7 separate regions of the Homo sapiens genome follow, and regions 2, 3, 4, 5, 6 and 7 are each linked to region 1. Evidence: chromatin contacts called from ENCODE Hi-C or POLR2A ChIA-PET data. All regions are on one chromosome and are shown on one strand. Each heading gives the region's core, a stretch centred on a gene start or an enhancer-like site at or near the end of the contact. The rest is flanking DNA. Distances are from core to core; before and after follow the strand shown.

Region 1 (4,105 bases), core at 1-2,500:
GCCACTGGGGAGAAAAAAGGTGGTTTCCAGTATACAAGAGGGTCTTACAGCTCCTCAGACCTCCCCATTTCCCTCTTCATCTCCTGAGTACGCACCTGATGAAGACATGGCCAACTGGATGGGGGAGAAAAAAAAAAAAAGGTCAAACTAGCTACAGAAAAGAGAGACACAGACCCTAGACTTCGCAGAATCCCATCTAACCCCTCTTCCCAAGCAACCTGCTGTTGCTTTTCAGATTTTCTGCAACCTCTACCATGCCAGCCAACTTAGTTAGCCTTCCTGCTTGTCTGATCTTCCAACACCTAAAGCTCTGTCCATCCTCAACACACTCAACCCTCTCCTTTCTCCTCTCCCCAACAAACACATACAAATTTTCGTGCCCTCTCTTTTCTGCCTTTCAAGTTAATTTCTAATTTCCTTCAGCCACCTCTTTCTGGGTCTCCTCTTTTCAACCCCAACCCCATCACTCCAAACCAAACCCCTTTACTAGCACATTCCCCCATTACTCACTTTCAAGCTCAATAATGTCCCTATCTTTATGACCCTTTAACCTTTCAAGTCTGCCTCTCCACAGTGCCCTTATACCAGCCCCCTCCCAGATCTCATCTGAATGTGATCCATATTTCCTGGTTCTCCCCGACTCAACTGATGCGTGCCTCCCTTAACCTTTGTGTCTCACTTGTTTCCACCTGCACAGCTAAGACCCCTCACTTCTCTGGGGTAAGGTGGCTCGGGTCTCACATTGTCCTGCCACTCCCCGCCCCACCTTCTCTTCTCAGCACATCACGTGCCTCAGCTCCTGGTTCCTAAGACCTTTCTTTCCACAGATCTCGACCGTTATACTCCCACCCACACATACCAGCAAAGTCTTATGTCTCCTGTCGGGCTTCACCTATGGGAACGTGCCCTCCGATTATCTGTATGACTGTATGATTATTCGCTCCTAGCCTCTCCAGTATATAAGCGAGACCCACCACCTCCCGCCCCCCTCCTCGATTCTCACCAGTACAGGTGGCCACACACACTGACCACAGCTTCCCGAGCAGTCTCCAAACATATATTACATTCGAAGGTCGCGCCCGCCCCGCCCCGCTCGCGATTTGGCCCTTCGGGGCCCCCGTCCTCCTCCTCCGCTGCTGCCATGGCCGGTTTTGTTTCGCCCCACGTACCCTTCAGTCCCCCCAAATACACATACACACGCCCCAACAAACCAGAAACCACCTCCTGCCCACGATCGTTGGGCAGGCTTCAAGGTTTCCTAATCACTATTGGTCTGAATGCCTGCCAGTCACAAAGAATTCAAAAGAAAGGATTGGCCCAAAGGGTAGGGGCGGGAAAAGGTTAGTGCAGTCCTGCCTTCGCACAATGGCTATTGGCTGATACGGTCTAAGTCAATGTGCAATGCCAAGGGATTGGTAATAACTCGCTACACGCTGTCGCCTGGCCAAGGAGGGCTTTATTCGTCTGAGTAGTTGTCAGTCATAACCAAAGCCATAAGCAATTTGCTCGGGACTACCTATAGACCTCGCCCACTATAAGCCCCTTTCTTTCCTTCGCTTCCTCTTTTAGAGAATGTCCGGATTGCTATTGGACTTTGGAGCGTATGGCTCCAAATCAACTCATTGGCTAAAACTTGACGGAAAATGGTGGTTAGGTAAAACGCGCCTGCGCAGCACGCGGCGGGACGGGGGTGGGCCAATCCTGTGAGGGTTTAACCTTCTCTTTTTCCACCTCTTCACCCCTATCTTGTCGCCATGGTGACTGCTCTACAATTGGCGAGGCTTGCACTTCAAAGTCCTAGGCTCGCTTCATCCGGGTCCTTCAGCTGTGGACTTTCTGCTGATTGGGCCTTTTCCTTTTCCCCTGATTGGCCGACATCGGGAAAGACGGCGAAGAGCTAGGAAAAGAGGGAAAACACTAGGGTCGCAGGGTTCAAAATGGCTCCAACCTCCTTTGGTGACGTAGAGAGCAGAACTTGGGTCTGCCCCTCCCTTTTAGTTAAGGGAGCAGAACTGGGATTAGCCCGACGTTTGGATAGTGGGAACATCGATCTGCGGCGCTGGTGTTAACCCAACTCATTCGGCTGGACGACTCAGCCCTCCCCATATTAGGTGATTTACAGAGCAAAACTGAACTAAAGGCCCACCCCTTTCTTAATGTTGTACACAGAGTAGAACAGGATTGACTTCAACTCCGTTTTAAACCTTCAGAGCAGGAAAGCTCTGGGCTCAACCCCTTTGTGAGTGGTGCAAAAGGGACAAAGCCCGCCCCTTTTAAGGAGACCCGCGGAGGCTAGACCCGCCCTTTCCTCTTTATAATTTGCCCATCAGAAATAGGGTCTTCTTCCCAGGTTGGACCCCGGGGAGTTTGGGCTTTTCCTACAATCACTGACCCTCACTGTGACTAAAGGAGCAGAATTAGGTAACAGTCCTCCCACTACCAATCCTCTTCCCGAGGGCATGTAAACTAATGCAGGGTAAAGGTGTGGCTAGAGGGGGGACCTTGATAAAAGATCCCATGTGACTCAAGAGTAAGGAAAGATGAGAAGTTAGCAGTTGCGTAAAGAAGGACTGGGGCAGATGAGGATTCAGGAAGCTTGAGGTTTAGGAAGGAAGATATTGAGAGGGAAAGGTGGAAATGAAGGAGAGTGAAGTGATGGAATGATCCTAGTAAAGGGATAATGGGAGTGGAGGAAGAGAAGAGGGGGTGGAAAACTAGATACATGGCTACCAAATTAAGGAGGCACGCGCATTCCAGAGGAATCGGCATTCTTCCTCACTTTTTATTTTTCTAGAAAGCACCCCTGAAGCCAAATTTCCATTGGAAGAAAAGATGTACCCATATTGTATGTTGTGAGAAGGGGTTGTCTCAGCTTGGGCAAGTAAGGAGACTGATACGAAGGAAGTAGGAAAGAAAAGGTACAGAGGTAAAAGAGCATGGAAAAGGAAAGGGTCAGGGATAAGGCCAAAGAGATCTCTTCTCTTTAAAGGCCAGAGAAGGCAGGTGGAGGGGGGAGCTGGACTGCTGGGAGATAGTGAGGGACAAAGGGCAAAGGAAACCAGACCAGAGGACTGGAGAGTGAGATGGAGTGAGATGGAGTCCTGGAGAGAAAAAGAAGAGAGGTGAACTTAATGCTTGTCATATGGTAGGTAGATGCTTGATAAATGTTTAGAATTGAATGGGTACGGGAAAAGGGGTCCTTAAGAATAGTTGGGGGGAATAAGCAGCAGATAACCGGAGTTGAGAAAAAAAGAGACCAAGTAAAAGTGGCAGTTAAAAGAGAGCTGATGGAGAATAAAGGAAGGAATGTGCGGAAGGAGGAATACAGCACCAGGGGATCCAGAGCTGAAAGGGAGTTAGAGAAAAAAAAGATGCAGCTGGAGCCAGAGATGGGGGCAAAGACCGAGGGAGAGCCCTGGGGCGGGGCTCGCAAGAGGACACTGGTAGATGTGGGGAGGAGATGCCAGAGTTTCTGGGAGACGATTGGCAAAACAGGCTGCCCATCACCGCCCTCCACTTCCTGGCCGGCCCCGGAAACCAGCAGGCGTTGGGGAGGGGTGGCGGGGGAATAGCGGCGGCAGCAGCCCCAGCCCTCAGAGAGACAGCAGAAAGGGAGGGAGGGAGGGTGCTGGGGGGACAGCCCCCCACCATTCCTACCGCTATGGGCCCAACCTCCCACTCCCACCTCCCCTCCATCGGCCGGGGCTAGGACACCCCCAAATCCCGTCGCCCCCTTGGCACCGACACCCCGACAGAGACAGAGACACAGCCATCCGCCACCACCGCTGCCGCAGCCTGGCTGGGGAGGGGGCCAGCCCCCCAGGCCCCCTACCCCTCTGAGGTGTGGGCGGGAAAGGGATGGGAGGAGGAGGGAAGAGGGTGCTGAAAGCGACTAGGATGAGGGGAAGGGGAGAGATTGGGTCTGGGAGGGCCGACTGGGGGAGAGGGTTGCTGGGGAAAGGAGAGGGGCCGACTGGGAAGAGGGTTGCTGGGGATAGGAGAGGGGACCTGAGAGGGAGGAAGGATGGAAGAGACCTGGGAGGGAGGAGAAATGGAAACCCTTGTGAATTTGGGACTGGGAGCGTGCACAGGGAATCCTGGAGAG
Region 2 (4,105 bases), core at 1,092-3,591, 480 kb after region 1:
CCAGACGCCGTGGCTCACGCCTGTAATCCCAGCACTTTGGGAGGCTGAGGCAGGCGGATCACGAGGTCAAGAGATCGAGACTATCCTGGCCAACATGGTGAAACCCTGTCTCTACTAAAAATACAAAAATTAGCTGAGTGTGGTGGTGGATGCCTGTAGTCCCAGCTACTCAGGAGGCTGAGGCAGGAGAATCGCTTGAACTCAGGAGGCAGAGGCTGCGGTGAGCAGAGATCATGCCACTATACTCCAGCCTGGTGACAGAGCGAGACTCCGTCTCAAAAAAATAAATAAATAATAAATAAATAAATAAATAAATAAATAGAATATTCCAGGCCGGACTCGGTTGCTCATGCCTGTAATCCCACCACTTTGGGAGGATGAGACAGGCGGATCACCTGAGGTCAGGAGTTCAAGACCAGCCTGACCAACATGGAGAAACCCCATCTCTACTAAAAATAAAAAAATTAGCAGGGCATGGTGGTACATGCCTGTAATCTCAGCTACTTGGGAGGCTGAGGCAGGAGAATCGCTTGAACCCCAGAGGCAGAGGTTGTGGTGAGCCGAGATCGGGCCATTGCACTCCAGCCTGGGCAATAAGAGCGAAACTCGGTCTCGAAAAAAAAAAAAGAAAAAGAAATAGAATATTCCAGGCCAGGCACAGTGGCTCATGCCTGTAATCCCAGCACTCTGTGAGGCCAAAGCAGGAGGTTCACTTGAGCCCAGGAGTTCGAGACCAGCCTGGGCAACATGGTGAGACCTTGTAAAATTAGCCGAGTATGGTGGTGTGGGCCTATAGTCCCAGCTACTCAGGAGGTTGAGGCAGAAAGATGGTTGAGCCCAGCAGGTGGAGGATCAGGGCAGTGAGCCGTGATTGTGCCACTGTGCTCCAGCCTGGGTGAAAGAGCTAGACCCTGTCTCAAAAAAAAAAAAAAAAAAAAACAGAAAAAAAGAATATTCCGTTTCAGTCAGAGATCCTCTATGCTGTGTAACCACAATTCTGAATTTTCTCTTTCTTCTCCACTTGCTTTATCATTAAATTTTATGTGTTTTTGAATCTAATATACTAGTATCACGTATACATTCTTCTGTGGCTTTCTATTTTCACTCAGCATCATGGTTTTAAGATCCAGTTCATGCATAACAGTAATGATTCATTTATTTTCTTTTTACAAATATTCCGCATATCTTACTGTGCTGAATTTTCGTATCCAGGACCATGGTGTAGCTTTCCATTTATTGAAAAGCTTTTCGTTTACCTCTTTCTTTTTTTATTTTTTCAATTATTATTGTTATTATTTTGAGGCAGGGTCTGGCTCTGTCACCCAGGCTGGAGTGCATGGAGCGATCTCAAACTCCCGGGCTCAAGCGACCCTCCCACCTTGGCCTCCCAAGTAGCTGGGACTACAGGTGGGCACCACCACACCCTGCTAGGTCTTTTTTTTTTCCCCCTTGGTATTTTGTGTAGAGATGGGGTCTCACTATGTTGCCTGGGCTGGCTTGGAACTCCAGGGCGCAAGCAATCCTCTCTCAGCCACCCCAAGTGTTGGAATTACAGGCATGAGCCATGGCCTGGAACTCCTGGACGCAAGCAATCATCCCTCGGCCACCCAAAGTGTTGGAATTACAGGCGTGAGCCACCGCGCTGGGCCAGTTTACCTTTATTTATTTATTTAGAGACAGAGTCTTGCTCTGTCACCAAGGCTGAAGTGCAGTGGGAAGATCTCGGCTCACTGCAACCTCTGCCTCCCGCGTTCAAGCGATTCTCGCGTCTCGGCCTCCCGAGTAGCTGGGATTACAGGCGCGCACCACCCATGCCAGGCTAATTTTTGTATTTTTAGTAGAGATGGGGTTTCACCATGTTGGCCAGGCTGGTCTCGAACTCCTGGCCTCAAGTGATCCCCCCGCCTCGGCCTCCCAAAGTGCTAGGACTACAGGCGTGAGCCACTGCGCCGGGCCGGGCCAGTTTGCCTTTTCAATAACTTTTTATAGTTTTCTTCATAAAACCTTGCATTTCTTGTACTAGATACATTCCTAGACACCTTATGTTTTCGGTTACTCTTATCAAGTACTCCTAATCTCACCCCTCGTTTCCGCTGTCGCTCTAGAGTCTGCCAATAATGAGACAGAAAAAAATTATTGAACCATGCCCGGTAATTTTCTGATTCTCCGCGTTCTAGTGGTCTTCCACTAGTTTCGGACCACTGCTGTACCCGTAGCTCCAACTGCGCGAAACTCTTCTCAGGAAGCACTGAAAATGTCGCAACTCGCCCGGAGGCGGAGCCGGTACGGGCTGACGTCAAGGGCACACAACACCTCAGAGGCAGGGAGGGCGGGGCCGGCAGGGGGACCTGCTGCTGGAAGAGCAGCGGCCCGAGCCGGGGCCATGGCGAAGCTGCTGAGCTGCGTCCTAGGCCCCCGGCTCTACAAAATCTACCGGGAGAGGGACTCTGAAAGGGCCCCGGCCAGCGTCCCTGAGACGCCAACGGCAGTCACTGCCCCCCATTCCAGCTCCTGGGTGAGTCGAGTTCCTCCCCACCGAAGAACGTGGTACAGTCCAAACCCTTTACGGCCTTTTGCTCCCCAGAAGTGCCCATAATGGGAAATAAGGGGAGCCTGCTTGTCAAGCCAGTTATCCGCAAAATCTGCGCTCTGTGTGCTTCCTGAGTTAAAGTCACGCCTACGGACTGGCCGCCTCCTTTCTTTTTCGCTCTTTACCGCTTTCTCATTCCGACTGCCACTCTTTGTTCTTTCCTCTCCGCGTCCCCCCGACCCTGTGTGTCGTGGTTCGTGCCGGTCCCAGTTGAGTCTTGAGTCCCGGGAAGAGACCCTGCGCGGACTGGGGAGCCGTTGAATTTTGCTGTCAGACTCCCAGTTTCCTCTTCTTCAGTGCCTCTTCATGCCTCCCCCGGCTCTGTTTTTATCTTCCCTTTACCCTCGCCTTGAATTTCAGAATGACTTTTACAGATCCTGTATCCGTCGGTCCTCCCCTCAACCCCCGCCCAACCTAGCCTGGAGACCCGAGTCATTGTATTCTGGAGAGCTGGCGGGTGGTGGTAGGCTGTTCTAAATATTCTCTTCCTTTTTATCAGTTGTCTCATTGTGTTACTGTCTCCTACAAACTGCCCGCTCCTACCCACATTCTCTTCTTAGTCAACTACTCTTATTTCTGATGCTTTTCTTTCCTTCTTAGATTGTCTAGGTGTCTTTTCTTTCTTCTCAAACTAACCCTTCTCCCCACATGCACGCGCCTGCAATCCATTTGAAACTAGGCTGTGGAAAAGGAGCAAAAATCGTCCAATGCTGCTTTCACTTTTGCTTCCAAATCCAGCTCCCTGTGTTTGTTCCCATGGTCAGGGGTGGGAAATTAGGTTCAGAGTGAGGGTGAGGAAGAGGAGTTTCTGTGGGGGCCAGGGATGTTTCAAGAGAGATAGTCAACGAGACTAGAACCAGAGGACACACAGCAGGGCTTCTGAAAGGGAAGGGAAAGGACCTGCCAGTGGGCAGGGTCCTTAAGGAGGCCATCTGTTTTGGCAGGATACGTACTATCAGCCCCGTGCCCTGGAGAAACATGCTGACAGCATCCTGGCACTGGTATGTCTACCCTGGCATCTGGGACTCTGCATCTTTCAGACCCACCTGTCCTCTTGAACTTAGCCCTCCCTAACTTGGGAGCAACAGTGCCCTGGGGTTGGGGGATGCCCTGGGCTCTGCAGCAGACCTCTCCAACACAGACACACAGGCACACTCTAAATGTGCATACTTGGCACTCCCCTTTGGTATGTAGCACTGCTTTCTCTGGGGGCAACCTGAGCCGTAAGGAAAACATGTTTACTCTTGGGACCATCTGCAGGTGCTAAGTCCTGCAGTTCCCCAGTGACCTGTCCTCCCTGGCAACTAACCTCTTTGGCTGCAGGGACAGCTGTTCTTTCTGGCACAGTTCCTGTGGTGACGTTTGCGCATCTCTTGGGGACCAGGCCAGGGGCTGTCCTGAGCAGGGCCAATTGAAAAGGCTTGATTAACTTGAGTAGACAGAGAGACTGCCTTTAAATGTGATGGAATTATGTCTGGAGATGGAAGACATAATTCTTCCATAATTCCAGAGGAA
Region 3 (4,105 bases), core at 1-2,500, 440 kb after region 1:
AAGTATCCTGAATTCCACAGCACACACAGATGGATCTGTCCAGCAAGGAAGAAAGGAAATCACTATTAGAATCACTCATAAGTGTAGGGTTTACCATGTCTTATATAATTTAATCATTTTCTCAAATCTCTGAGATAGGCATCATCACCCCCATTTAGTGAATGTGAAACAGCCACTCAGGAGGTAAGAGACTTGCCCAGCTCTTCCCAACCCTGTTTTTTTTTTCTTTCTTTCTTTGAGACGGAGTCTTGCTCTGTCGCCCAGGCTGAAGTGCAGTGGAGCAATCTCAGCTCATTGCAACCTCCGCCTCCCGAGTTACAGTGATTCTCCTGCCTCAGCCTTCCCAGTAGCTGGGATAACAGGCACGTGCCACCACGCTCGGCTAATTTTTATATTTTTAGTAGAGACGGGGTTTCGCCATGTTGCCCAGGCTGGTCTCCAACTCCTGAGCTCAGGTGATCCGCCCGCCTCAGTCTCCCAAAGTGCTAAGATTACAGGTGTGAGCCACCGCGCCCGGCTCCCAACCCTCTTTTATTCTAACTTCCCATCAACTCTCCATTCAAGTTTCTACTCCCCTCAGAGACCTCGGCCAGCTCCTCCTCCTCCTCGACTTCCTCCTCCTCGGCCTCCCTGGGGCCCGGCACTGGGGCCGGGCTGGGGAAGCCGGAGGAGGCCGCCCCAGGTCTCGGTCCCTGCGGTGTCCTCCTTGGGTTCGCTCCTAAGGAGGCCATGAGCTTGGAGGCTCTGCGGATGCAAAAAGTGAGGGCGGTTCGGAAGCAACGATTCACAGAGGAGGCCGGGGTAGGGTGGCGCGCAGAATGCAAAGCACTAAGTACTTCTGCTACAGGGCTGCGGGGCAGGGCTGAGGGGCGTGGAGAGCTGTGGACACAGGAGGTGAATTCTCGGGTATTTAACTAAAGTACAGATTGTGGGAAACTCCACGCGCCCCACCCTCATTCCTGTCACGCGGAGGTTACCCTTTGGAAGGAAGGGGTCTGAGGGCCCTGTGGGGCGAGTCGTGCACGTCTTATGTCTCTGCCTCTGCCAACCACGCGCCAGGACCCCAGCCTCACGCGCTTATCTTCCTCCTCCCCCAGCTGCCGCCATCGCAGCGTTTTCCCGCCTTTTCAGTAACCTGAGTCGCTACAGGTGGGAGAACGCCCCGCTGACCGACCGCCACGAGCCTGCAAAAGGAGCGCGCCGGCGCGTGAGCGAGGTGCGCGCGCACGCGCCCCGCCCTCCTAACCGCTGTTGATTGGAGAGGCCCGGATCCAGCCTAGAGATCCGACAGGGCGAGGAGGAGAAGCGGACTGCCGTAGCTGAAGAGTCTGGACGCTGATTGGCCTATTTGCCTTCGGGGCGGGTCCAGAACGTTCAAACTTCCCGCCCTCTGCCGTTGCTTAGCAGCCGGGCCTCTAGCACTCACTGTTTCTGGGATTTGATTGGCGCAGTGGGAAGCCCGCGAGAAGGTCGGACCAGGGTCCGTAGTCCCAGTCCCTGGAAGGGGTTTGGGACCGTTGCGGGGGTTTTGAGGGGGAGGCCAAACTTAAAGAGCCAGAGGCGCTTATTTTTTTTCCTGCAACAACTCTTAAGTTAATATTTGTACCCTCTGAGTTAATATTTATACAGAGCTTAGAACAGTGCCTGGCAAACAAAGTAAGACCTAAATGAGCGGTGTTTCAAATAAATAAGCGGAAACAAGCAGGACTTCTGTCTCAGCCCTACCGTGCCTGTTTCCTGGGTACAGGGTATGACCACCCCCATAATGGCACGACAGGGCCTAATTTATTATTTAAACCCTTCAAGCAGAGGTGGAAGCATTCGAATTACATCAAATTCTGGCAGAGAGAAGTAGTTCTGATCAGAACACTCACACCCCTACTGGGACATGCCCATACCCCTTCGCACTTCTACACACCCCTGAAGACAGAGAGGTATCTATCATTCATGCATTCGGCAACTATTTAGTGCCTATTTTGGGCCAGGGGTTGGACTCAAAGCGGTGAACATAATGAAGTCACTGCTCCATAAAGCTTATTTGTGCGTCTGTGTGTGTGTGTGTGTGTGTGTGTGTGTGTGTGTGTGTTGCGGGGGTGGGGTTATGAGGGAGAAAGAAAAAAAATATATATATATATATATATAATCCCTTTAAATGCACCATCCTCCCCAGCTTTGTTCCTAGTACCCTGAGATGGGGAGATTCCTCCCCAGCCCCCCAACCCAAGAAGTTAGGAAAGATGGTGGGGGTGAGATGACCTAGCTGTGCTAACCAGTAATTGGAAAATCCCCTCCAGCAAGAAAGGTGGGGGAACAGAGTTAAGGGCTGGGTTAATGGTTACCCCTGGCAAATCTGTTGAGCAATGGAGCTATAGAAACTTGGAGGAGGTTGGTGACAGCTCTGGGGAGTGTCAGGGAGGGACCCACCTTCCAATCTGGGGTGTGAAGAGATTAGGGACTAGTTTACCAAGCCCAGGAAGGGGAGGGAGTGGAAAGAGAAGCCCAGAGAGGGAAAGAGGAGCTACTGAGATAGGAGAAATGCAGGGACAGGGAGGTGAGATGGAGGGAAACCTCTGTTGCAGGATTTGGGGGTACAGCCCTGGCTCTGCTGGATGGTTCCAGGAGAGGGCAGCGTTGCCTGTCACCTGGTAAATTAAGGCACGATACCCTGTGGGTAGTCATGCCAGCCAGCCAAAGTCAATATTGATATCAAGGCAGCTGTAGCTATAAAGCTGTAGGAGAGAAAAGAGAGGCCGGGAGAGGCTGCCAAACCTGTTTGATCTTCAAGCTGGCCCCATTTACCTAAGGCTTCTCTTGGACACAGACCAGTTGGAACAGGAGAGGACCCTGAGAAGTAGAGTTGTTTTGATCCCCTCCCCTCAATGGGAAGGGGTCCTGTGTGCAGATTTTGAGGGTCACCATGAGGGAATTCACACCCACACAGAGGCATGGAATCATACCCTTACAGGATGTTACAGTTCAAGGGAACGAACACCAAAGATAGCCTTTCTGTCGGGAGGAGAGAAAAAGGCCCTCCCACAAGCAGGAGAAAACCCACAGAAGAGGAAGCACAAGAGGAAACCACCAACTGCTGGTTTCCAGCAGCACATCACGTCACTCCACCCCACTCCTCCCCCAAGTCTCTCCCTTTCTTTAAGTTTCAAGCTCTGTTTTAGTTCTGTGTTCTTGCACTCCACCATGGTTTTCTGGAACTGTAGGTCTTTTGTTGGACAGAGGGTGATGAGGAGGATAGAGAAGGGATGGTTGGACAGGAGAGAAATTCAGGATATGGAGGCTGGAATTCTGGGTTTATTTTTTCAGCAGGTCATAAAGGTTTAATAGAAATCAAGGTTACTGGAGAGAGAGCTGCTCCTCCTATGTCCTCCCTGCTTATTTATTTAGGTGTCCCCAAGGACTCTACTCCCACTATTCTGTCTGATCTTTCTTTATCCCCATGACAGGACCAGCTAACAACACCCCTACCCCACCCCCTATACACATACTTCAGGATCGGGCCATGATAATCCCACCCCTCTGCCCCATCTCCAAGGCAACCTGTCAGTGAGACGAGGACAAAGGGCACAGGAAGGGGCCCCAATAGGAAACATAAGTGGAAGCACAAAGCTGACCAAGCTACAGGAACAGACCCCTCCCTGCAACAAAGCCCCTTGCCTCGGCTTTATGTTTCCTTCGCAAAAGACTTCGTCATCTCCCTTCCCATCCCTAACTCTACTTTCTTTTTCTTTTCTTCTTCTTCTTTTTTTTTTTTTTTTTTTGAGATGGAGTTTCGCTCTTATTGCCCAGGCTGGAGTGCAATGGCACCATCTCAGCTCACTGCAACCTTCACCTCCCGGGTTCAATTGATTCTCCTGCCTCAGCCTCCCAAGTAGCTGGGATTACAGGTGCCCACCACCCCGCCTGGCAAATTTTTGTATTTTTAGTAGAGACAGGGTTTCACCATGTTGGCCAGTCTGGTCTTGACTCCCTGACCTCAGGTGATCCACCCCCCTTGGCCTCCTAAAGTGTTGGGATTACAGGCGTGAGCCACCTCACCCGGCCCCTAACTCTATTTCCTATGCCCAATCCCAAGTGTAGGCCACAAGGACTG
Region 4 (4,105 bases), core at 1,040-3,539, 380 kb after region 1:
ATCAAACTAACTGACATCAGTGTCACAGACCCTGAGAAATACCCTCACATGGTGAGTTGGGGTCTGTGGAGAAGAGGAAACACCTCTAAAGCAGGAGGCCCCTGGGTGGTTAGAGGACATTTTTAAGGGTGTTTTCATATTTGTCCATCTTTGTCTAGTTATCAGTGAAGAACTGCTTCATTCGGGGCTCAGTGGTCCGATACGTGCAGCTGCCAGCAGATGAGGTCGACACACAGTTGCTACAGGATGCGGCAAGGAAGGAAGCCCTGCAGCAGAAACAGTGATGGCTCCTCCTCCTCTTCCCCTCCCTCTTTCATTGGTGACCCATAACCCCAAGTCCCAGCCCAGAACCCCTAACCCCCAATACTTGAAGGGGTTTTGTTTTTTTACTAATGATGGTTTTGTGGGTTTTTTTTAAGGGATGAGTGGATGAGAGGAGTAATAGGGAACAGCTATCCTCTCTTGAGAAGGGGAGGATAAGTAGGCTGGGAAACTTCAAAGCCTTCCCAGTCCCCAGCACCTGCCTTTCTCACTACTTCTCTGGAGATGGTAGGAGAGTTTCCTAGGTCTTTCCAGGGCAGCATGTGATTCATTTGGGGATGGAAGGAATCTGTCCCGCATCGGGAATAAAATTTATGATGCAAATTTGTGTTTTGGTTCTGTTACTATGTGTTGGGCAGGGGGCTGGGACATGGAAAAGGATGTCGAATTCATCCAAGCCCCTGTTACTCTGCGTTAACCCAGCCAAGAATCCAACTCAGCTTCCCACTACTCTCCTTGGTATAAAGCATATAATACAGTTGCTCTACACCATGTTTCCCCAACATGTCCCTACCTGTATGTTCTCCCTGTGGCCTTTTGCTTATACCATACCTGCAACTGGAGTGCTTGCTGTCCTTCCATTAATGTGATAGTGTCATAAGATACATTTCATGCTACCAGACTTCACCAATCCAACCAAATCAGTTCATGTTTTCTGAATATGTATAGAAGATAAATACAAGTGATGTAATTTATATTTTAGAGAAAAGTTGTGACTGGGAATTACTAAACTTCATTCACTCATTCAGCAAATATGAGTTCATGATACAGATGAGACTTCTCAGCCTTAAGGGACCCTTAGAGACCATCTAGTGTGACCCTCCTTTTTGTTTTTGAGACGGGAGTCTCACTCTGTTGCCCAGGGTGGAGTGCACTGGCTTGGTCTGGCTCACTGCAACCTCCGCCTCCCGGTTCAAGCGATTCTCCTGCCACAGCTCCTGAGTAGCTGGGATTACAGATGCCCACCACCATGCCCGGCTAATTTTTTTTTTTTTTTTTTTTTTTTGAGATGGAGTCTCACTTTGTCACCCAGGCTGGACTGCAGTGGTGTGATCTTAGCTCTGCAATCTCCGCCTCCCAGGTTCAAGTGATCTTCTTGCCTCAGCTTCCCAAGTAGCTGGGCTTACAGGTGTGTGCCACCACGCCTGGCTAATTTTTGTATTTTTACAAATACTGCAGCTCTGTCGCCAGGCTGGAGTGCAGTGGCACGATCTCAGTTCACTGCAACCTCAACCTCCAGGGTTCAAGCAATTCCCTGCCTCAGGCTCCGGGGTAGCTGGGATTACAGGCGCCTGCCACCACACCTGGCTAATTTTTGTATTTTTAGTAGAGACGGGGTTTCACCATCTTGGCCTGGCTGGTCTTGAACTCCTGACCTGGTGATCCACCCGCCCTGGCCTCCCAGAGTGCTGGGATTACAGGCGTGAGACGGGCTTTCACCACCTTGGCCAGGCTAGTCTTGAACTTCTGACCTCAGGTGATCCGCCCACCTCGGCCTCCCAAAGTGCTGGGATTATAGGCGTGAGCCACTGCGCCCGGCCGTCACCCTTTTTTCATACATGAGGAGATGAGGCTCAAAGAGGAAGCTGGACGCCAGGGCCTCGGCAAATGGACCTCCCCTTCGGTCCTCATCAGGCGGCTCCCTGCTGGGCACCTCCCCGCTACCGGGTGGGGAACGCCCTCCACCGGCAGGGCCGGCCGACCCTCTTGGGCCAGTTCCCTAGCTGCCCGCTGGGCGCCGCCCTCGCCACCCGGCCGAGGACCCGCACAAGGTGCCCGTGGCGGCGCCTGACGGGAGCGTCGTGCTCAGGGGTGTCCTCTCGTCCTGCGTCCGCGCCCAGCGCCCCGCGCCCCGCGCTGTTCCTCGTGAGACCGGCGGGCGGCGAGCCGCGCGGCCCCCGGGGCAGTGTCGGACACGGCGGGCGCGCACTCGCAGGCGGGGCACGGCCGCCCCCGCCAGGACCCGCAGGCCCGGAAACGCTCCCTGTCACAAAGGGGGGAACACGTGGGCGCCGGCTGCCGGGGCGGCGATCTTAGGGAACTAGGGTCACCTGGAGAGCCGCCCACCGTCTCTGCCCGCTCGACTCCTCCGCCCGGGCCGCTCGGCCGGTCCAGCCGCGGCCGGCGCCTGGCTGTGAGGTGGATTCCCGGCCCAGTCTGACCATCTCCCTCCAGTACGTACACGCGGCTCGAACCCGCATCCAACCAGACGCCGACCCGCTCCTGAGAGCCTTCCACACTCCCCGAAGCCCCGCGATGGTGGATAGTTCCTCTTCCCCAGGAACTCCCCACTGACACTGCCCCTCTGAGAGCCAGGTCCTCGGCTCCTGACAGCCTGCCTGGTCAGACCCTCAGTCCTATGGGACTCGGGTGTCTGCGGCGAAGGAGCTCCCGTGAGGGTCCCCTCTCTACTCAAACATAGGACCCACCTCGATCCCGCAGTCTTCCCCTGTCTCTCTTTCTCCTTAGGTTTTTCCACTTCGTTCGGACCTTCTCATAACTATGTCCACCCTCTACGTCTCCCCTCACCCAGATGCCTTCCCCAGCCTCCGAGCCCTCATAGCCGCTCGCTATGGGGAGGCTGGGGAGGGTCCCGGATGGGGAGGAGCCCACCCCCGCATCTGTCTCCAGCCACCCCCGACTAGCAGGACTCCCTTTCCCCCACCCCGCCTGCCGGCCCTGGAGCAGGGGCCCGGTGGGCTCTGGGTGTGGGGGGCCACGGCTGTGGCCCAGCTGCTGTGGCCAGCAGGCCTGGGGGGCCCAGGGGGCAGCCGGGCGGCTGTCCTTGTCCAACAGTGGGTCAGTTACGCCGACACGGAGTTAATACCAGCTGCCTGTGGAGCAACGCTGCCGGCCCTGGGACTCCGAAGCTCGGCCCAGGACCCCCAGGTGAGGGGGTTGTACAGAAGAGGGGGAGGGGAGAAATTCAGAGGAGGGAAGCGAGGACTGGAATGGACAATGAGACAAGAAGGTAGTACATCAGATGTGGGAAAAGAGTGATCAAATCCCAGATTGCCAACTGGTATGGTAACCCTGGGCACGTTTCATAGACCCGCTGTGTCTTGGTCTTCCTATGTCTATGAACACGCAGGCAAGTTGATGTAATGCTTGCCTCACTGAGTTAATAGGATTAAAAGATGTGCGCAGAGCACATAGTTTAGTGCCAGGCACTTTTAAAGTCTCTTAGTAAAAGTTTGATGAGTCTGAAATTGATGAGGATAGAAGTTATTTGAATTGTAGGAAAAGACTGGGTGAGGGAGAGATGACAATTGCTGGGAGGAGATAAAAGAGAAATGAAATGAGGAAGGTAAGTGAGAGGAGAGATAACCCTGCCAGATTGTAACTATCAGTCCTTCCAAAGGAGACCTGTGCCTTGGTGTACTTTCAACTCTGCCTCCTTGCATGGTATTGAGCACATGATGGAAAATTAGTATTTCTTGAATGGATGAATGAATGTGGCAGACCCTGACTTGCTCCCTCATATTGTGATCACCCTATCTACAATAGAGTCCTTGCATTCAGAATGTCTGTCCAAACAAACAAATAAAATAGAGTCCCTCTCTTCTGGAATTCCCTGTTTGTTCCCCTCTTTTATTTCTTTTCTTTTCTTTTTTTTTTTTTTTTTTGAGACAGAATCTCCTTCTGTTGCCCAGGCTGGAGTGCCACGGTGCGATGGTGCGATCTCAGCTCACTGCTCAAGCGATTCTCCTGCCTCAGCCTTCTGAGTAGCTGGGATTACAGGCGCCCACCACCTTGTCCGGCTAATTTTTTGTATTTTTAGTAG
Region 5 (4,105 bases), core at 757-3,256, 340 kb after region 1:
AACAGCTCCACTGGGAGGCCCCAGTGTACTCCTATTTTGCAGTAGAAATGAGGGGAGGAGTCAGGTTACCCAGCCTTTAACAAAAATACGGGGATTTATTAAAACGTAAAAATACAGGCCGGGCAAAGTGGCTCACGCCTGTAATCCCGGCACTTTGGGAGGCCGAAGGGCGTGGATCAACTGAGGTCAGGAGTTTGAGACCAGCCTGACCAACATGAGTGAGACTCATGTCCCCCCGCCCCCTAAAAAAGTAAAAATAGAATAGTCACAAGGAAAATGATGTAAACTAAAAAGAGTAAGACTGTCCCCCCGCCCCCCAAAAAAGTAAAAATAGTCACAAGGAAAATGATGTAAACCAAAAAGTAATCTCTAGAAAGTCACCAACACCAGACGCAGCAACTCACCCCTGTAATTCCAGCACTTTGGGAGACTGAGGCAGGAGGACTGCTTGAGCCCAGGAGTAGAGACCAGCCTGGACAACATGGCAAAAGCCCGCTTCTGTAAAAAAACTAAAAATTAGCCAGGCGTGGTGGTAGCACGTGCCTGCAGTCCCAGGAAGCTGAGGTGGAAAGACCACTTGAGCCCTGACGGTGGATGTTGCAGGGAGATCCTGGCATTGCGCCCTGTCTCAAAAACAAAATAGCAAAAACAAACAAATGGAAGTCACCACCTGTGGTACATGGATTATAGCTCAAAAAAGAAAAAGTGGCCGGGCACAGCGGCTCACGAGGTCAGGAGATGGAGACCATCCTGGCCAACATGGTGAAACCCCTTCTACTAAAAACAGAAAAATTAGCCGAGTGTGGTGGCGCGGGCCTGTAGTCCCAGCTAATCGGCAGGCTGAGGCAGGACAATCGATTGAACCCGGGAGGCAGAGGTTGCAGGGAGATCGTACCATTGCCAGCCCGGGCAACAAGATCAAGACTCCATCTCAAAAAAAAAAAAAAAAAAAGGAAAAAATTGGCTAAGGTGGGAGAATCGGTTAAACCCGGGAGTTGAAGGCCGCACTGAATTGTGTTCTTGCCACTGCATTCCAGCCAGGGTGACAGGGAGGCTGTCTTAAAAAAAAAAAAAAAAAAAGGCCGGGCGCGGTGGCTCACGCCTGTAATCCCAGCACTTTGGGAGGCCGAGAGGGGCGGATCACGAGGTCAGCAGATCGAGACCATCCTGGCTAACACAGTGAAACCCCTTATCTATTAAAAAATACAAAAAATTAGCCAGGCTTGGTGGCATGCGCCTGTAATCCCAGCTAATCGGGAGGCTGAGGCAGGAGAATCGCTTGATCCCAGAAGGCGCAGGTTGCAGTGAGATCGTGCCACCGCACTTCAGCCTGGGTGACAAGGCGAGACTGTCTCAAAAAAAAAAAAAAAAAAAAGGGCAGGGAGGCGCATAATGCCCATGAACGAAAGCTTGCTTGGGAACAAAGCTTTCCGAAGAGGCATTCAAAAGGCTCTCGCACCTAATACTCACCTTTACTCAAGGATAACACGGCGATGAACGTCTTACAACTCCTAACGGGGAAATGAAACAGAACAAAAGATTAGGAATCTTGGCCATGAACTCGTTGAGCCTGAGAAATGCTGGACCGAGGGGGCGGTCAGAGCGCTGCGGTGATGGCATCAGCGACACACTCAAGAGTTACCTGGGGTCATCATCACTCCCTTCCTATCCCCGGGCGACCGCCACCCCCATTTTGCAATCACTCGCCCAACCCCACTCACAGTTGTTTTGAGTCAGCAGGGGCTGTGGGGCCGCTAGCCGAGTTCCCCCTGCCACGAGCTAGGTCAGTTCCAAGCAAAGACACCAGAAACTCCAGTGTGCAACGGTAGTTCACCCAACTGCACTGGGGACCGCCCTCTCCTACCCCAGCCAGGCCGCGACGTGGCCGCCCGCCGGCTGCTGCGCAAAGGCAGCGCAAGCCGTTGGGATCCCCTGCTCCCCCTCACTCAACAGTCGGGCCATTACAACTCTCATACTGCCAACCCACGAGCCCACTTCGCAAAAAGAACTAAAATGGCGAGGCCGGGGCCATTTATGGCGGCGCCGGGTTGGGGGCCTGACGGGTATAGTTGTTTTCTTATCTGCCTGGCTAGACGCGCGGCATTTTCCCCATTGTTTGTCCACACAGAAATAAAACAAAGTGAAAGAAAGACCAGGAAAGTATGTTTCACACTCCTCTGGGCAAATATTCGGAGATGCTTTCTGAATTTTGAAAAACAAAAAACAGGGATCTGTCTGGCCAGGCGGAAGAAAGTCCCCGGCGCCGGCCGGCCAGCGCCAGCCGGGTGCTGCTCCTAAGCCGTTTCCCAGCAGCCCATGGTCCGTTAATGACCCTGGGACTCTTCCCGCGCGCGCGCGGGCGCGCGCAGCTGCGCCAGTTTAGCGTCCAGCTACCCTGACACTTCGCACTCCGTTCCCCCAGCGAAATCTGAATTTGCCTCCCAGTTCGATCCCGCAGACTGTCAGGCACCCTAACCTTCAATTAAACAAAACAAAACAAAAACCAAAAACCCAAAAGGCAGGTCGGACGTAATAGGTCACGCCTGTAATCTCAACACTTTGGACAGGCCCAGGCAGAGGATCATTTGAGGCCCGGAGTTCGGGACCAGCCTGGGCAAATAGTGACACCCAACCCCCGTCTCTATTTATTTAAAAATTAGGCCGGGCGCGGTGGCTCACGCCTGTAATCCCAGCACTTTGAGAGGCCGAGGCAGGTGGATCACGAGGTCAGGAGATCGAGACCATCCTGGCTAACACGGTGAAACCCCGTCTCTACTAAAAAAAAATTAGCAGAGTGTGGTGGCGGCGCCTGTAGTCCCAGCTACTCGGGAGGCTGAGGCAGGAAAATGGCGTGAACCCAGGACGCCGAGCTTGCAGTGAGCCGAGATTGCGCCACTGCACTCCAGCCTGGGCGACAGGGCGAGACTCTGTCTCAAAAAAAAAAAAATTATTGAAACTCATAAGTCATTTCAAATCCTTTCTGGACCCTTTCCTATCGCCCCCATTTATAAACGCGTATGATGTTTGGTGATGTGTGTTGTGTGTGTTGGTATCTTTTTCTTTTTTGAGACGGAGTCTGACTCTGTTGCCCAGGCTGGAGAGCAGTGGCGGGATCTCGGCTCACTGCAACCTCCGCTTCCTCGGTTCAAGCGATTTTCCTGCCTCAGCCTCCGAAGTAGCAAGGATTACAGGTGCACACAACCATGCCTGGCTAATTTTTATATTTTTAGTAGAGTCAGGGTTTCACCATGTAAGCCAGGCTGGTCTCGAACTCCTGACTTCAGGTGATTTGCCTGCCTAGGCCTCCACAAAGTGCCAGGATTATAGGTGTGAGCCACCGAGCCTGGCCTCTTCCTTTTTTTTTTTTTCTTTTTCTTTTTTTTTTTTTTTGAGATAGGGTCTTGCTCTGTTACCCAGATTGGAGTGCAGTGGCATGATCTCGGCTTACTACAACCTCTGCCTCCCGGGTTCAAGTGATTCTCTTGCCTCAGCCTCCTGAGTAGCTGAGATTACAGGCATCTGCCACCACACCCAGTTAATTTTATATATTTTTAGTAGAGACAGGGGTTTTCACCATGTTGGCCCAGGCTGGTTTTGAACTGGTGAACCTCAGTGATCCTCCCACCTCGGCCTCCCAAAGTGCTGGGATTACAGGCGTGAGCCACCGTGGCCAGCCCAGTTCAGTGGTTTTCTCCACATTGGCTGCAAATTACAAACACCTGGGCAGCTTTAAATGTCTACACTGCCCTCTTTGAGATTCTGAATTGGCCTGAGAGAGGCCTGGCATCTGTATTTTTTTAGCATCCCTTAATCGTTTTATTGTTCCATTACGGTGGAGAGCCATGGCTCAAAGCTAAAGTATTTGTTCCCTCTACTGCCTGGCAAGTATATAAAAAAAAGATTAGCTATGGGTGGTGGCATACACGTGTAGTCCCAGCTAATCAGGAGGCTAAGGATCAATTGAGCCCAGGAGGTCGAGGCTGCCATGAACCGTGATCATACCACTGCACTCTAGCCTGGGCAACAGAGTGAGACCCTGCCTTAAAAAAAATATATATATATACAGAAAGCCCTAATTCCTGCTGTTTTGGCAGTTAAGCTGCCT
Region 6 (3,861 bases), core at 539-3,038, 320 kb after region 1:
GAGCCGTTCAAGCATTTTTTTTTTTTTTTGGAGATTTGGTGCTTCTAGAAACAATGCCTTTGTGAGCTAAACGAACCAGAGGGAGCTTCTTGTGACATCCTGAGGCCAGGCGTTTAGGGAAGAAGGAAGAGAGTGAGCCCCCAGGCCGGTAGGCTCTCCAAAGAAGGAGCATTCTGATGGAGAGGTCTCTGCTATCTTCCCTAAGAAATCTCGGGTAGAAGTTAGCCATTAGAGGCCAGGCATGGTGGCTCACGCCTGTCATGCCAGCACTTTGGGGGACCGAGGTGGGCAGATCACCCTGAGGTCAGGAGTTCGAGACCAGCCTGGCCCACATGGTGAAACCCCTCTCTACTAAAAATACAAAAAATTAGCTGGGCGCGGTGGCGGGCGCCTGTAATCCCAGCCACTTGGGAGGCTGAAGCAGGAGAATCGCTTGAACTCAGGAGGCGGAGGTTGCAGCGAGCCGAGATTGCGCTACTGCACTTCAGCTTGGGCGACAGCAAGACTCCGTCTCAAAACAAAGAAAAAAGATTAAAAAAAAAAAAGAGCCATTAGAGAGACTTCCCAGCAGGTGGCTGTAGCGGCAGGGGATTTTCTTACTCTACAGCATGCATCCATTCAGGGTTTGCCAGTCTCCTCCTAAGCGACTGACATGCATTTTTTCCGCTAATTCTTATCATCGCTCTATGCAACATAATATTCCCGACCCCACTTCACAGGAGGAAACTGAGATTACATAACCTGCCCGGGGGTAAGGGTGGTGGTGCAGCTTGGATTCCAAATCCCGCAGGCAGCTTGCCTCCCAGTCCCCGATTTCCTGGCCCCAGGGTCCGCTCTAACCGGTCTCTGTTGCGGCTCAGTGGAAGACCTGGAGCGGAACAACGGCTCCCTGGACCGGCCCTACTACATGTCCAAGAGCCTTCTAAAGATTCTGGGCAAGAAGAACGAGGCGCCCCCGGACAACAAGAAGAGGAAGAAGTGACAGCTCCGGCCCTGATCCAGGACTGCACCCCACCCCCACCGTCCAGCCATCCAACCTCACTTCGCCTTACAGGTCTCCATTTTGTGGTAAAAAAAGGTTTTAGGCCAGGCGCCGTGGCTCACGCCTGTAATCCAACACTTTGAGAGGCTGAGGCGGGCGGATCACCTGAGTCAGGAGTTCGAGACCAGCCTGGCCAACATGGTGAAACCTCCGTCTCTATTAAAAATACAAAAATTAGCCGAGAGTGGTGGCATGCACCTGTCATCCCAGCTACTCGGGAGGCTGAGGCAGGAGAATCGCTTGAACCCGGGAGGCAGAGGTTGCAGTGAGCCGAGATCGCGCCACTGCACTCCAACCTGGGTGACAGACTCTGTCTCCAAAACAAAACAAACAAACAAAAAGATTTTATTAAAGATATTTTGTTAACTCAGTAAATCTGTGACTCATTCTCTCCACGACGACAGGCGGCCTTTTTTTTTCCGCGCCCGGCTCTTTAAAATCGGCCCCGCCCCTGTGACGTGTCCTGGTGCCGCGGCCAATCAAAAAGCCCAATAAGGATGGTGCCAGTCCCTTCTTCACCCCAGCCAGTCCGCTTCCCGTTCGGGTCACGCGCTCCGGGCCTCCAAGAGGGCCTCCAAGAGGGCCAATCGGAAGGGCAAGCTTCGAGATGCTGCGTGATCACGTGGGAGGAGATGAGCTACTTGAAGACCAATTAGAGTCCGGGAAGCGCGGCGGGGCCTCCAGACCGGGGCGGGCTTAAGGGTGACATCTGCGCTTTAAAGGGTCCGGGTCAGCTGACTCCCGACTCTGTGGAGTCTAGCTGCCAGGGTCGCGGCAGCTGCGGGGAGAGATGACTGGGGAGCGACCCAGCACGGCGCTCCCGGACAGACGCTGGGGGCCGCGGATTCTGGGCTTCTGGGGAGGCTGTAGGGTTTGGGTGTTTGCCGCGATCTTCCTGCTGCTGTCTCTGGCAGCCTCCTGGTCCAAGGCTGAGAACGACTTCGGTCTGGTGAGTCACCCTTTGCATAGCCCCATCCCCGACCCGCGCAGGTGATCGACACCTAGTGTCCCCCGGAACGCGGGCGGCTGAGCCGACTTTCCGCGACAGGACCCTTTTCTTTCTCCCAGACCCCGTTTCCTCCTACCGCTCCCAGCCCCTCTCCCTCTCCGGGTCCCCGTCCTTCTCCTCATTCGAGCCCCTTCCTCTTTTGGGGTCCCCTTCCCTCCCTGAAGGCGCCTTCTCCTTTCGTAGACCCTCCCCTGCTCCGAGCCTCCAGCTTCGCTCCAAACTCCCCTTCGTGTTCCTCTTTCTTGTTCTGGGACCCCATCCCCTACTCGGGATCCCCATTAGATCCTCCCTCTCCCATCGGAACGTGGGTTCCTAAAACCCCCAAGACAAGTTTGTCTTTGTTGACCCTTCCTCCTCCCATGACAGGTGCAGCCGCTGGTGACCATGGAGCAACTGCTGTGGGTGAGCGGGAGACAGATCGGCTCAGTGGACACCTTCCGCATCCCGCTCATCACAGCCACTCCGCGGGGCACTCTTCTCGCCTTTGCTGAGGCGAGGAAAATGTCCTCATCCGATGAGGGGGCCAAGTTCATCGCCCTGCGGAGGTCCATGGACCAGGGTATAAAGATGTCTGGGTGAAAGAGCCGGTGCTAGGTTGGATGGGTGGGCAGCCCAATGAGCCCAAGGGCCCTGAGGATAGGGGAACTTAGAGGGTTGGTTGCCTGAGTCCCTGAGGGGTAGAGGGAACCCGAGAAGGGCAAGTGTCTAGGACAGTGATCTGGAAATTGGGATCACCAAGGAGTTGGACATTCACTTAGCAAACATTTATTGGGTACTATATACCTATACCAGGCACTATTTTAGGTTTCATGAATATAGCCACGAACAAAACAGATCAAAAATCTCTGCCCTCAGGATTTAAATTGTACTGGAAGGAGACAGACAAGCATAATAAACAAGTAAACTTTTTTGTCTGTTGCAAGGTGATAAATGCAATGGAGAAAAATAAAACAGGACAAGAGGTATAGATAGTGCAAGTGTTGGATTGCACCCTGGGACCATCGGAAGGCCTGAGGTCCCTAGCAGAAGGTGGGAAATTAACGGGAAGTGGTAGAAAGGGTACCTGCAGAGTGCTCACTCTGGGTTTCTTCCTCCAATTTTTTTCAGGCAGCACATGGTCTCCTACAGCGTTCATTGTCAATGATGGGGATGTCCCCGATGGGCTGAACCTTGGGGCAGTAGTGAGCGATGTTGAGACAGGAGTAGTATTTCTTTTCTACTCCCTTTGTGCTCACAAGGCCGGCTGCCAGGTGGCCTCTACCATGTTGGTATGGAGCAAGGATGATGGTGTTTCCTGGAGCACACCCCGGAATCTCTCCCTGGATATTGGCACTGAAGTGTTTGCCCCTGGACCGGGCTCTGGTATTCAGGTCTCTGTCCTAGGAGATAGGTGGAGGGGGCTGCCTTGTGGAGAGTCTGAGGGATACCCCCAAATGGACTCCTTTCCAAGGGGAAGATTCTCTGAAGTCAGATTTTCTGGCTTGGGTGGGATTCCTTGAAAGACAGGGCATCCTGGTAGGAACACATTATCAGGAGAAGAGGGAACTCTGCCATTGGCTTCCCATTTGGCATTGTCAACAGGACTGCGTTAGTCCATGCAATACCCTCATGCAAAGTAGAAAAAGGCACTGCCTCTTTGGACAGACACAAGCCTGTGCCAGGGTGCACAGCTTGGCGAGTGAGCACAGGTTGGGTTTAAGCTCTCATGCACCCTGTGGCTGGGCCCCTGGTGCACATGTCCAGCTGTACACCCTGGGAGAGCTTCTTAATTCAAACAGGGTGTGTATTTATGGGATCTGACTGGAACCCT
Region 7 (4,105 bases), core at 934-3,433, 280 kb after region 1:
GGAAAAAGGGCTCTTTGGCCCAGGAGAATTGGGGGGTGGGGGGTCTGGGGCAGAAAGGTAAGAGTGGGAGGCTGAGCAGATGCACACATCCTGAGAGAGGGAAGATGATTCCTTGGAGAGACTTGCTCTTGAGAGTGCAAGAATCTGGAGCTGGGAAAAGGGTTCTTGGAGGCCAGGGGAATACGGGGTCCCAGAGAAAGATTTCCTTCTCTTAGAAGTGCATGTATATGTGGAGGGAGGGAAAAGGGTCCTATAGAATGAGGGAAGACAAAAATGTTTTATTCCTGGCTAAGGCTGCCCAGGGGAAGGTTCTGACATTTCTCGAGATAAGAAGGGTTGGGGGGTGGGTGGGAACAGGGAGGGAATTTGGCAGGAGGACATGCTCCTGCTTAGAATAGACCTGGGGTGAGGGAGTGGTAAGGGGAAAAGATTACTGAGTCCCAGAAAAGGAAGTGGGAGACAGTTCTTGCATGCTGGGGAAATGAGACTGCGAGTATGAGGCTTGCTGAAATTTGAGGGAGAACAAAGTAAGACGCCAGGTAAGAGAACGTGGGGTGCGCATCCTGGGTAGATATTGGGAAGTGGGGGTACAATAGCAAGAAACAATGGATAGTCATGGGGGTGGGGGGGATAGGGCACTTAGAAAAGAAAGAACACAAGAAGGGCTGTTGGGAGGGAGGGAGAGGAGTAGAGACATACAGTATTTTTTAAGAAAAAACATATTTTTTAGGATTTTTTCTGGAGTTTGGGGTTTTAGTTTTTCTGCTTTTGTTTTCCACAAAATAAAAAACAAAAAAAAACTTTTTTTTTTCCTTTACACTCTGGCAACTGCGTGTACATGACTATCCTGCCCTAGACAGCCTCTCCCTGTGATGCTGCGTTCTTAATACCTAGAGGTCACAACTCTGCATATCCCTTGCCTGAAGGAGCCCAGCCCTAAACATGGGAGAGGAGTGTGACAAGTGAGCTCCTCTGGTCAGGGACTCCCCCAAGTCCCCACCCCCAGCCCTCCACCAGTTCTGCAATCTCAACACTTAGCCAGGTACCTCACAGTACAAGTGATTGGCAGTCGTGGGGATGCACATGAACTCTATTTGAGGGACTTAGGATCAGTGCTAGGGATGAGCTACAGGTGGCCAACCTGCCCACGGAAATTGTAAGCAGGAGTCTGTTTGGTCATATTTTGTCTGGGGTAAATAGGTCATGTCTTCAGGAAAGCTAAAAAAAAAAAAAAAAAGCTAAGTTTGGATTAAGGTGCAGGGAAAACTACAATTCCCAGAAAGCTCTGGAATAGTTAACCAAAGAGAACTACAGTTCCCAGAAGGCCTTTAATTGGCCTCAGGTGCCCCACCTGCCTGTGTCAAATACTGCGTGTGAAATCATACAGATCTTTTCCAAACTCGACCAAAACGTAATACCTAAAGGGATGGTACCCTAAATACAGCTATCGAGATTGTCTATCTTGGTGTATATCATTTATACTTAAATTGTCCGCTGGGCTATGACCCACGGAGTACCTGACTGTGCTTATGAAGTGTTCGGCAAAAAAGGTTTACTTACTGCAGTGTCACCAGTCAGTAATGACGTTCGGGCCGCTGGGCTTACCTGGATCCCTAGTGCGTGTGAAGGTGTAACACGCCTGATATAAACAGAAGAGACATTTAGCCACAGGTTTTCAGAAGGGCACGCTGCTCCAGGGGACATGAAGCAGCATGCTAGAACCAGCCAAGAATAAAGGTGTCCTCCGCGTCCCTATCGCCCCTTCGTGCTCGTTAGAAAGAGCAAAAAGGCGAGGCCAAAACTGAGGCCAAGCCTTCTATCTGGTAACCCAAAAACTAGAAAGGCAGAAAAGCAACCAGAGGCGGGAAAAGCCCAACCAGGCCAGAGGAAATACAGCCGCTGCCGAGAGCCGAGAAGTTCAGAAGCTCCGCTTGTTACCTAAAACCAGATGGGGACAGAGACGCCACACCTGGGCCCAGGCGTGTCTCGCCCTCGGTCCCTGCAGAACTGAGGCCAGGAATGACAGGAATTCTCCCTTGCAGCTCCCAGCTTAGGACAGTCACAGCCATCTCCGAGGCCGCTCTCAGGGGAAAATGGCCAAAAAGCATGTAGCGGCTCCTTTAAGGCTCCTCCTCGCCCTCCCTCCCTCGCCCACGTGACCCGGGGCGGCCGCGCGCCGGCTCGGCCCCCAGCGCAAGCGGCGATGGCGGCGGCGGCGGGAGCTGCAGCGGCGGCGGCCGCCGAGGTGCGGAAGGGGAGGGGGAGAGGCGGGTGCATGCCCGCGCGCGCGCCCGGGGGAAGCGCGCGCCCGTGCAATGCTCCGGGGGTGCAACGGGGCCGGGGGGCCCGGGCGGGACTTGCAGCAATCCAGGGGGCCAGCACCGGGGGCGGATGAGGGGACCAGGGTGTGGGAGGTGGGGGGAGTGGGCACGGAGGCGCGCGTGCAGCCGCCGGCTGCCCCTGAGTGGGCGACGGGCGCCGGGGCCCCAGGAGCACGCGTGAGGGGCACGAGGGGCCGTCCACCGGGCTGGGGGGCAGCGGGTGCTGGAGGGGTTGGTGCCCGGGGTCCCCGCGGCCTGGGGGACAAAGGGGGAGCGGCGCGTGCAGCCGGGAGGAGGGGGCGGGGCCGGGGCGCGGAGGCCCCGCCCCCTCCCCCTCCTCTTCTCTCGGCCCCAGAGATGCGGGGTCTACCGAGAGGGAGGGGGTTGATGCGGGCCCGGGGGAGGGGTCGTGCGGCCCCTCCGGGCAGCCGAGGCCGCGGAAGGGGGGGGCCCCACAGAGGAAGAGGTAGGCCCCGGAGCCTACTCTCTCTTCCCAGGGCCCAGGCATCCTGGACCCCCCAACTCTCTACTGGGCTGACCAGCCCTCCTGTCCCTTGTCTCCCCTCCCAGGGGGAGGCCCCCGCTGAGATGGGGGCGCTGCTGCTGGAGAAGGAAACCAGAGGAGCCACCGAGAGAGGTGAGTGCAGCTAAAACGGGCCCCAATTGGACCGTCACCTTCCCTAAACACAGGATCTCCTGAGCCCTTAGCTCTGAACTTTTTCTCTTCCTCTACAGTTCATGGCTCTTTGGGGGACACCCCTCGTAGTGAAGAAACCCTGCCCAAGGCCACCCCCGACTCCCTGGAGCCTGCTGGCCCCTCATCTCCAGCCTCTGTCACTGTCACTGTTGGTGATGAGGGGGCTGACACCCCTGTAGGGGCTACACCACTCATTGGGGATGAATCTGAGAATCTTGAGGGAGATGGGGACCTCCGTGGGGGCCGGATCCTGCTGGGTGAGAGGCTGGGTAGCCTGGGGGGTTGGTGGGAAATTTCTGACTCTTGCCTTCTTTCTTATCTTGCCTTTTGCTTGCCTGTTTTCTAGGCCATGCCACAAAGTCATTCCCCTCTTCCCCCAGCAAGGGGGGTTCCTGTCCTAGCCGGGCCAAGATGTCAATGACAGGGGCGGGAAAATCACCTCCATCTGTCCAGAGTTTGGCTATGAGGCTACTGAGTATGCCAGGAGCCCAGGGAGCTGCAGCAGCAGGGTCTGAACCCCCTCCAGCCACCACGAGCCCAGAGGGACAGCCCAAGGTCCACCGAGCCCGCAAAACCATGTCCAAACCAGGAAATGGACAGGTGAGTGGGATGGGAGAGATGGGATAATCAACCATAAACCTTTGGTGAGCTCTTTTACAGTTTCACTTAAGGCTTCTACTCCATTTACTCATTCACATATTTAAGCAAGGGGCTGCTGTGTGTCAAATATTAGGCTGTGCTTGATCTGTGAACCAACAGACAGGTTCCTCTCTTCCTGCAGTTTACATTCTTGGGTGGTGAAAGTTTGATGTTAAAGAGTCAATTATATAGTTAATGTCTTAATTACTCTTATGATAATGACAAGGTAAGGGAATTTCAAACCACTCTTCCTTTCTACCTCAAAGCAAGCCCTTGGGGAACTCATCTGTCACTGCTCTATTTGTAAAGTTTTTCCTGGGAATCCCAGTGGGAAAGGAGATGAGGGCCACAGAAATAATAGAGGAGGGAAGTGACAAGGGCACCAGAAGCTTTATGACCAAGTTCTAGGGTTCTTGGGTCATACCTATTGTTGACCTAAAGGAAAAAA

Evidence for each region. Hi-C counts contacts between places; a loop is a spot of excess contacts on that map. ChIA-PET counts read pairs that join two places held with the same protein, here RNA polymerase II (POLR2A). Pooled maps may share reads with other maps.
Region 2: a loop to region 1 is called in a map of CD8-positive, alpha-beta T cell, with 8 times the contacts of the local background. The contact joins the promoter of ABHD16A here to the promoter of RNF5 in region 1. A Hi-C loop is called at or near these places in 1 of 168 maps with a recorded cell type or tissue (CD8-positive, alpha-beta T cell), 1 of 37 single-sample maps with no recorded cell type and 8 of 50 pooled maps. POLR2A ChIA-PET finds 5 or more read pairs at or near these places in 2 of 52 experiments (CD8-positive, alpha-beta memory T cell and activated CD8-positive, alpha-beta memory T cell).
Region 3: a loop to region 1 is called in a map of naive thymus-derived CD4-positive, alpha-beta T cell, with 5 times the contacts of the local background. The contact joins the promoter of MSH5-SAPCD1 here to the promoter of RNF5 in region 1. A Hi-C loop is called at or near these places in 3 of 168 maps with a recorded cell type or tissue (aorta, naive thymus-derived CD4-positive, alpha-beta T cell and ovary), 17 of 37 single-sample maps with no recorded cell type and 23 of 50 pooled maps. POLR2A ChIA-PET finds 5 or more read pairs at or near these places in 7 of 52 experiments (A673, CD8-positive, alpha-beta memory T cell, Caco-2 and 3 more).
Region 4: a loop to region 1 is called in a pooled map, with 5 times the contacts of the local background. The contact joins the promoter of VARS1 here to the promoter of RNF5 in region 1. A Hi-C loop is called at or near these places in 1 of 37 single-sample maps with no recorded cell type and 6 of 50 pooled maps. POLR2A ChIA-PET finds 5 or more read pairs at or near these places in 4 of 52 experiments (A673, CD8-positive, alpha-beta memory T cell, OCI-LY7 and 1 more).
Region 5: a loop to region 1 is called in a pooled map, with 7 times the contacts of the local background. The contact joins the promoter of SNHG32 here to the promoter of RNF5 in region 1. A Hi-C loop is called at or near these places in 2 of 168 maps with a recorded cell type or tissue (K562 and sigmoid colon), 2 of 37 single-sample maps with no recorded cell type and 11 of 50 pooled maps. POLR2A ChIA-PET finds 5 or more read pairs at or near these places in 7 of 52 experiments (GM10248, HEK293, HEK293T and 4 more).
Region 6: a loop to region 1 is called in a map of CD8-positive, alpha-beta T cell, with 22 times the contacts of the local background. The contact joins the promoter of NEU1 here to the promoter of RNF5 in region 1. A Hi-C loop is called at or near these places in 1 of 168 maps with a recorded cell type or tissue (CD8-positive, alpha-beta T cell), 5 of 37 single-sample maps with no recorded cell type and 11 of 50 pooled maps. POLR2A ChIA-PET finds 5 or more read pairs at or near these places in 2 of 52 experiments (PC-9 and WTC11).
Region 7: a loop to region 1 is called in a map of gastrocnemius medialis, with 4 times the contacts of the local background. The contact joins the promoter of EHMT2 here to the promoter of RNF5 in region 1. A Hi-C loop is called at or near these places in 5 of 168 maps with a recorded cell type or tissue (CD4-positive, alpha-beta memory T cell, aorta, gastrocnemius medialis and 2 more), 15 of 37 single-sample maps with no recorded cell type and 21 of 50 pooled maps. POLR2A ChIA-PET finds 5 or more read pairs at or near these places in 7 of 52 experiments (A549, BJ, H1 and 4 more).

The regions. Positions count from the first base shown.
Region 1 is chr6:32,175,550-32,179,654 of GRCh38, reverse strand. It overlaps RNF5 (ring finger protein 5), which reads right to left and starts at 1,250. Exons shown (of 6, transcript NM_006913.4): 1 at 1,004-1,250; 2 at 96-114; 3 at 1-4. The coding sequence starts at 1,143. AGPAT1 (1-acylglycerol-3-phosphate O-acyltransferase 1) reads left to right here and starts at 3,571. Exons shown (of 7, transcript NM_006411.4): 1 at 3,571-3,841. RefSeq lists an enhancer at 962-1,490.
Region 2 is chr6:31,701,560-31,705,664 of GRCh38, reverse strand. ABHD16A (abhydrolase domain containing 16A, phospholipase) reads left to right here and starts at 2,341. Exons shown (of 20, transcript NM_021160.3): 1 at 2,341-2,515; 2 at 3,535-3,591. The coding sequence starts at 2,384.
Region 3 is chr6:31,737,093-31,741,197 of GRCh38, reverse strand. MSH5-SAPCD1 (MSH5-SAPCD1 readthrough (NMD candidate)) reads right to left here and starts at 1,250. Exons shown (of 29, transcript NR_037846.1): 1 at 1,136-1,250; 2 at 585-744; 3 at 1-35. It overlaps MSH5 (mutS homolog 5), which reads right to left and starts at 1,193. Exons shown (of 25, transcript NM_172166.4): 1 at 1,136-1,193; 2 at 585-744; 3 at 1-35. The coding sequence starts at 731. It also overlaps a transcript of CLIC1 not described here. RefSeq lists a silencer at 491-709 and enhancers at 489-1,120, 1,121-1,751, 3,593-4,105.
Region 4 is chr6:31,793,936-31,798,040 of GRCh38, reverse strand. It overlaps VARS1 (valyl-tRNA synthetase 1), which reads left to right and starts at 2,289. Exons shown (of 30, transcript NM_006295.3): 1 at 2,289-2,495; 2 at 2,791-3,210. The coding sequence starts at 2,824. LSM2 (LSM2 homolog, U6 small nuclear RNA and mRNA degradation associated) reads left to right here. Exons shown (of 5, transcript NM_021177.5): 4 at 1-51; 5 at 159-645. The coding sequence ends at 284. RefSeq lists an enhancer at 1,837-2,691.
Region 5 is chr6:31,832,817-31,836,921 of GRCh38, reverse strand. It overlaps SNHG32 (small nucleolar RNA host gene 32), which reads right to left and starts at 2,006. Exons shown (of 4, transcript NR_160953.1): 1 at 1,722-2,006; 2 at 1,471-1,511. It overlaps SNORD48 (small nucleolar RNA, C/D box 48), which reads right to left and starts at 1,659; the gene lies at 1,596-1,659. RefSeq lists an enhancer at 2,171-2,869.
Region 6 is chr6:31,860,748-31,864,608 of GRCh38, reverse strand. It overlaps NEU1 (neuraminidase 1), which reads left to right and starts at 1,788. Exons shown (of 6, transcript NM_000434.4): 1 at 1,788-1,991; 2 at 2,418-2,610; 3 at 3,159-3,421. The coding sequence starts at 1,833. It overlaps SLC44A4 (solute carrier family 44 member 4), which reads left to right. Exons shown (of 21, transcript NM_025257.3): 21 at 861-1,417. The coding sequence ends at 982. RefSeq lists enhancers at 1-357, 358-981, 982-1,607.
Region 7 is chr6:31,895,776-31,899,880 of GRCh38, reverse strand. EHMT2 (euchromatic histone lysine methyltransferase 2) reads left to right here and starts at 2,183. Exons shown (of 28, transcript NM_006709.5): 1 at 2,183-2,245; 2 at 2,892-2,958; 3 at 3,057-3,275; 4 at 3,365-3,618. The coding sequence starts at 2,204. It overlaps ZBTB12 (zinc finger and BTB domain containing 12), which reads left to right. Exons shown (of 2, transcript NM_181842.3): 2 at 1-268. It also overlaps a transcript of C2 not described here. RefSeq lists enhancers at 1,666-2,260, 2,344-3,040.